2 separate regions of the Mus musculus genome follow, and region 1 is linked to region 2. The links are chromatin loops, found by intact Hi-C in ENCODE. Cell type or tissue: left cerebral cortex. All regions are shown on one strand. Each heading gives the region's core, and the rest is flanking DNA. Links, peaks and the distances in the headings are about the cores only. Region 1 overlaps Bmx (BMX non-receptor tyrosine kinase). Region 2 holds the start of Pir (pirin).

Region 1 (2,915 bases), core at 312-2,811, 64 kb after region 2:
CTTTAATGCTCTGCTTTCACCATTGCAAAGTAATAAAAATGGGGGAGGGGTGTTTTTGAGACAGTCTCACTTTGTAGCCCAGGGTGTCTTGAAAGTTACTGCATAACCCAACTTAGCCTTAAAATGACAGCAAGAACCCCAGCTCACCCTCCTAAGTGCAGAAAATCCAGTCATGAGCTATCACGTGTAACTCAAATTAAGTTGTGAACAATTGTTTTTTTTCCTATTCTCATTTTTTTCAAGGAACTTGCAAATTACACAGATAGTTCTGTCCTATGTAACTAGACTGGTATATAAAGCCAAAGAAAGCCCCTTGGTGTCCCCCTTTCATAGAACATAAAATTAAAAACAAAAACTTTCTTGGTATATGACATAGTGGTGTCTCCTGGTGAAATATTAAAGTGTATTTTGTCACCAAAGTGTGTTATAAATAATCTGTAAAATTAATCCATGCTCTGTGGAGGTGGAGACAGTAGCACCCCTGGGGCTCACTGCTCAGTCAGTGTATGCTGCTGGGCAAGCTTCAGACAAGTGAAAGACTCTGCCCAAAAGGAGCGTGGTAGCCTTTCTGAAGATGACACCTGAGGTTGTCCTCTGGGCACCACAGAAAAATATACATGCATGTGCACATTCATAAGTGTGTACATGCATGCATGCATGCACACACACACAAATGAACACTTTTTTAAAATCAAAAGGAGAGAGAACAAAAGAAGAGATATAAACAAAGGATTATATGTAGTCTCACTTCCACAAAGAGCAACCATTTTTATGTTACATACACCCTTCAAATTAATATATTTTGTCTACACATAACACTACTCTGATTCTTGGGAGACAAGCTGAATGCAGTATCTCCAGGCTGAGAGCACTGCTGAGTGGCTGTGAGATTCACCAGTCTCAGATCTGAGGCTGAGATCTGTTTTCTTTCCTGCCTTCAAACATTATTGTTTCCCAAAACAAGATCCAAAGCTCCCTGACATCCCTCTCCCTCTCCCTCTCCCTCTCCCTCTCCCTCTCCCTCCCCCTCCCCCTCCCCCTCCCCCTCCCCTCTCCCCCTCCCCTCCCCCTCCCCCTCTCCCTCTCCCTCTCCCTCTCCCTCCCCCCCTCTCTTTTTCTTCTGCTTGGGACATCTCGTAAATGAACTTGTCAAATCGATTCTTTTTCAGGAAACTCAGCCATCCCAAGCTGGTGAAGTTCTACGGAGTATGCTCAAAGAAATACCCCATCTATATAGTAACTGAGTATATAACAAATGGTTGCTTGCTTAATTACCTGAAGAGTCATGGGAAAGGACTAGAAAGTTGCCAGCTCTTAGAAATGTGTTATGATGTCTGTGAAGGCATGGCCTTCTTGGAGAGCCATCAGTTCATACATCGAGATTTGGTAAGCTCATGAGAGGAGAGAAAAACATAACCCACCATTCCCTCCTCCAGGGACAGGGCTGCTGGGAGGTCTGACAAAGAGGAGGCCTTCACTTTACTTTGCACATTGTGACTCCTGTAAGCATGTGATGGGTTTGTAATAAAAATATCACAATTGTAGAATACAATATTTGAAAGACGTATAGAGCCATCAGAGCAAAATAAGTCATGAGGCTCTCCATAGCTACCCGTGCTGTGATGTGAAGCACAAACGGAATGACTCAGGCAAATTTAGTGTTTCTCAAAACCACTGAACTGAAGTTGACTCTGAGAGCCTACTGGGAAAGCAGTGACTTGATACAGTAACTAAAAAGTCAAAGAGGGGGATGGGGCAGAAAGAAAGTGTGTGTTTGGGTTGGGGCAGGAGTTCTGAGTATTGTTTGGTACTCGCTGGTCTTCAGCTTTAGAGACCTCCTTCTGCTGAGGCCAAGCACACTGCTCATAGCAGGCCAATACATCCCATAAGCCTTGCATGACTTCCAAGCATCTGGGAATGCACAGGATCTAGTGGAAGTCCTTGATAAGCTGAGATTTTTTTTTGTTTCTTTTTTTTAATTATTTTTTATTAGATATTTTCTTTTTTTTAAATATTTTTATTAGGTATTTTCCTCAATTACATTTCCAATGCTATCCCAAAAGTCCCCCATACCCTCCCCCCCCCACTCCCCTACCCACCCACTCCCCCTTTTTGGCCCTGGCCTTCCCCTGTACTGGGGCATATAAAGTTTGCAAGTCCAATGGGCCTCTCTTTGCAGTGATGGCCGACTAGGCCATCTTTTGATACATATGCAGCTAGAGTCAAGAGCTCCGGGGTACTGGTTAGTTCATAATGTTGTTGCACCTACAGGGTTGCAGATCTCTTTAGCTCCTTGGATACTTTCTCTAGCTCCTCCATTGGGGGCGCTGTGCTCCATCCAATAGCTGACTGTGAGCATCCACTTCTGTGTTTGCTAGGCCCTGGCCTAGTCTCACAAGAGACAGCTATATCAGGGTCCTTTCAGCAAATGTTTATAAGCTGAGATTCTGTGTTCAAGTATATTTTCAAGTAGTTCAGATGCTTGGGTGAACATGCGTTTTTTGGAAAAAATGGAAACTTTTATTTTCTTTTTTATTAGATATTTTCTTCATTTACATTTCAAATGCTATCCCCAAAGCCCCCTATACCCTCCCCCTGCCCTGCTCCCCAACCCACCCACTCCCACTTTCTGGCATTCCCCTGTACTGGGGCATATGATCTTCGCAAGACCAAGGGCCTCTCCTCCCATTGATGGCCGACTAGGCCATCCTCTGCTTCATATGCAACTAGAGACACAGCTCTGGGGCGGGGGGGGGGGGGGTACTGGTTAGTTCATATTATTGTTCCTCCTATAGGGTTGTAGACCCTTTAGCTCCTTGGGTACTTTCTCTAGCTCCTTCATTACGGGCCCTGTGTTCCACCCAACAGATGAGTGTGAGCATCCACTTCTGTATTTTCCAGGCACTGGCATAGCC
Region 2 (2,915 bases), core at 295-2,794:
CTTGTGCAGGTAATTTTTTAGGCAAGAAATCTTTGAACTTCTTAATAAAGTCCTCTAAAGCACAGACAAACCATTTATGAAGTACCCCAGGCAATGGAACCGATGATTCAGGAACAACACATATACTACATTTATTATTCAAAAGTGTTCCATTATTGATTGAAGTCTAAGTCCTAACCAAGGAAATATCACACAACAAATACAATCACCCCCCCCCACACACACACACACACACACTTCTAACTTCAGGTGTTTGCAGACAAGTAATTCCAAGCCCCAGATCTGATCACCATATGAACTCTAACCAATCCTTCAAAGATTCCTTAAACTAAGAGAAGCACTTTAATAACAGGCAGATTCTGGAACTGGACACCTCAGATTTACATCTCAGTTTTGCCACATTCCAGGCTGCTTTCATTTGGGATGCTGTGTGTCTCAGCTTTTCCATCTATACAATGGGATTAAGAAGCGTCTGCCTCAAAGGATGTAAATAGGGCTGTAAGAAAGTGAGCTGCTGTTCTTTATAGGGACTCAACATAGAAGCACCCTTCAGTTTGTGAAGGCAGATCCTAAAACGGATCCTCTCTAGCAGGCAAACAACATGCATCTATTGGGCCATGAAATGTGGGAGACAGAAATGAACTTCTGAGTCCAGCCCCGTAATCATCCACACATAAGCGACTAGTAAGTAGTTTTGCCTCCACCTAATTTTTCTGGCTTCTTCCAGACTCCCACATTTAGGCCCTATACACAGGAACAAGGATAAAGCAGTTAACTAATTGCAGTGTGTTGCCAAGAGAAAAACCAAGCTATCATCTCAAATCGTGGTGGCTATTTAAGCATTTCCCTCCCTCAGCTCCCCTCCGAGCCCCAGTAGTGAGCTGGGAAAGACAGCATCATGAAAACTGGTCGGAGCATTCCTCCCACCCCCAACACACACACACACACATACACACACCACTCTCACGAGGGCTGAGTTCCCCAGGCCACTCACTGGGCAGTAGCGCAGGCCCAGGAGGGAGGCCACAGTCGGAGGTGCCTAGACTCCACAGCGGCAGGGACACAGCAAAGGGAGGACAGGTTTGCGGAGCGCCAGCCGTCAGTCAGCGTGACTCAGCGCTTTGTTGCGGGCCTCCAGAAGGCGGGAGTCTCTAGGTCTCAGGGGCCTTGGACCGGGGGACACACCCTTTATTTACCCTGGGTTTGGATTCTCTGACTCCGCCCCATGGCTCTCTGGATCTGCCTTTTGAAAGTCGGTCCAAAGAGTGATGCGCACCCCGGCCTCTTGGGGGCGCGCTGCCCGCCTCCCAGGAATGTATGGGACACTCAAGTGCTCTGCAGCCCCTTAGAATCTCTTGGAAAACCTGTCCTCACTCAAGTCATCTTGTCACCCAACGCTTCGTATGAGCAAGAATGTTTTCTAACCACTTGTCCCGTTTGGGGGAGTGACTCAGCCTCTCTATGCATTATCCCCAGTGAAATGAGCGTGGTAAAGCTGACAGGACCAAGACTGTAAGGCTGTAATGAGAATGAAATGAGCATGTCTCCGCATAGGTACTACACAGTTATCTCTCATAAATAAATACGCTTCTTGCTGTTTGCCAATGAGAATGGGGCAGAGGCAGAGCAGATGTAAGAACCAAAGAATCTCTGTTCCTGCTGAAAGAGAAGGCACACTCTAATAGGGAATCATAGAAGGGCTTGAGTTTTGTTGGGCTTCAAGAGCAGGCCTTAGAGAGTTAGCCTCAGGAGGTGAGGGTTTGTCCACAGCCAGGAAGCAATCTAGTTTTCCTAGGACTTTTAATCAGAAGACAGGCTACCATACGCAATGTTCTTTAGATACCCGGAAGTTCATTGTCTTTTCTTGGAAAAAGAGTGAAAGTGATGCCTCTTTAAAAAAAACAAAACAAAAACAAAACTACGAGCCTGGGAAACTGAAAAGGAATAAACAGTAAATGTCTTTTTACTTTCCAGCTCTGTGGGTCTTCCGTGGAGACTGCTCCCATTTGCTTTTGTAGCCAGAAACAGCCAGAGACAACGCCTGCTGAGTGTGGTGGCTGTGTTTTAATAAAAATTTGATTTTGGATAATGAAATTAGAATTCATAAGATTATGTTTTGAATTCGTACAATTCTCAGCTGTCATGAAAGTCTTCTTTTGACTTTATATTTCAGCTGGTTTTTGGGGGGCATGGTTCCCCATATCCCCGGCTGGTCTTACCTCCCTAGAGAGCCTAGGATAACCTTGAACTTCTGACTTTCCTTCCCACAGTTCCCAAGTGTTAGGGTTACAGTGAAGCATTCACCAGCGTGCCCAGTTTTACATGGTGCTGGAGACTGAACCCGGGGCTTTGTGTATTCTAGGCAAGCAATCTACCAACTGAGCTAGATCCCCAAGCTCTTCAACCTCAAGATGTGAAAAGGCATTCTTACCTTTCAGACTACAGATTTCTGCTGTAGAAGAATGGGGAAGTGGAAGAACAAAGACTTTTCCTTGGTGCTCAATTGGGCAGAACACACTAAAAATGGGAACAGTAGAGAGGAAAATATCATGGCCTTTGTACAAGGATGACATGCAAATTCATAAAGTTGCACTCTCCCCTCCCTGCCTCAATTCATGGCCACACTTGGGTGTATATAGTCTTTTCTTGAAATGGCTATCTGTCTTCCTTAATGCCGATACCCAAATCTATATTAAAACGCATTCACAATAAATTCTGTTTTTTAACTCTTTTCCCTGAGCTTTTCATATCAGTGGGGTTCAAACTGACTCTGCCTACCTTCAGCAATTCAAGACTAACAGATTATGCATGCAAACTTCAAACTGCTGTGGACTAATAAGGTATTGGTACTTCCCATCTGTAATTATTTCTGAAATAGTTTCCACATAAAACAGAAGTATGAACACCCTGGCTGG

Evidence for each region. Hi-C counts contacts between places; a loop is a spot of excess contacts. Peaks named below come from ENCODE experiments on the same cell type or tissue, not always from the same donor. Only the 100,000 strongest peaks of a DNase experiment are listed, where the experiment ranks them.
Region 1: a loop joins it to region 2, with 3 times the contacts of the local background. A loop is called at or near these places in 3 of 42 quality-filtered maps.

What each region holds. Positions count from the first base shown.
Region 1 is chrX:164,203,639-164,206,553 of GRCm38, reverse strand. Bmx (BMX non-receptor tyrosine kinase) reads left to right here. Exons shown (of 19, transcript NM_009759.4): 15 at 1,170-1,386. Among named protein-coding and RNA genes, the nearest start is that of Bmx, 53 kb to the left of the region's middle. In left cerebral cortex, for the core only: no CTCF peak of the experiment used is centred there; no DNase peak of the experiment used is centred there.
Region 2 is chrX:164,267,757-164,270,671 of GRCm38, reverse strand. It overlaps Pir (pirin), which reads right to left and starts at 1,241. Exons shown (of 10, transcript NM_027153.3): 1 at 995-1,241. In left cerebral cortex, for the core only: a CTCF peak has its summit at 1,288 (motif pointing right); DNase peaks (open chromatin) are centred at 621, 892 and 1,267; H3K4me3 peaks cover 916 bases; H3K27ac peaks cover 861 bases.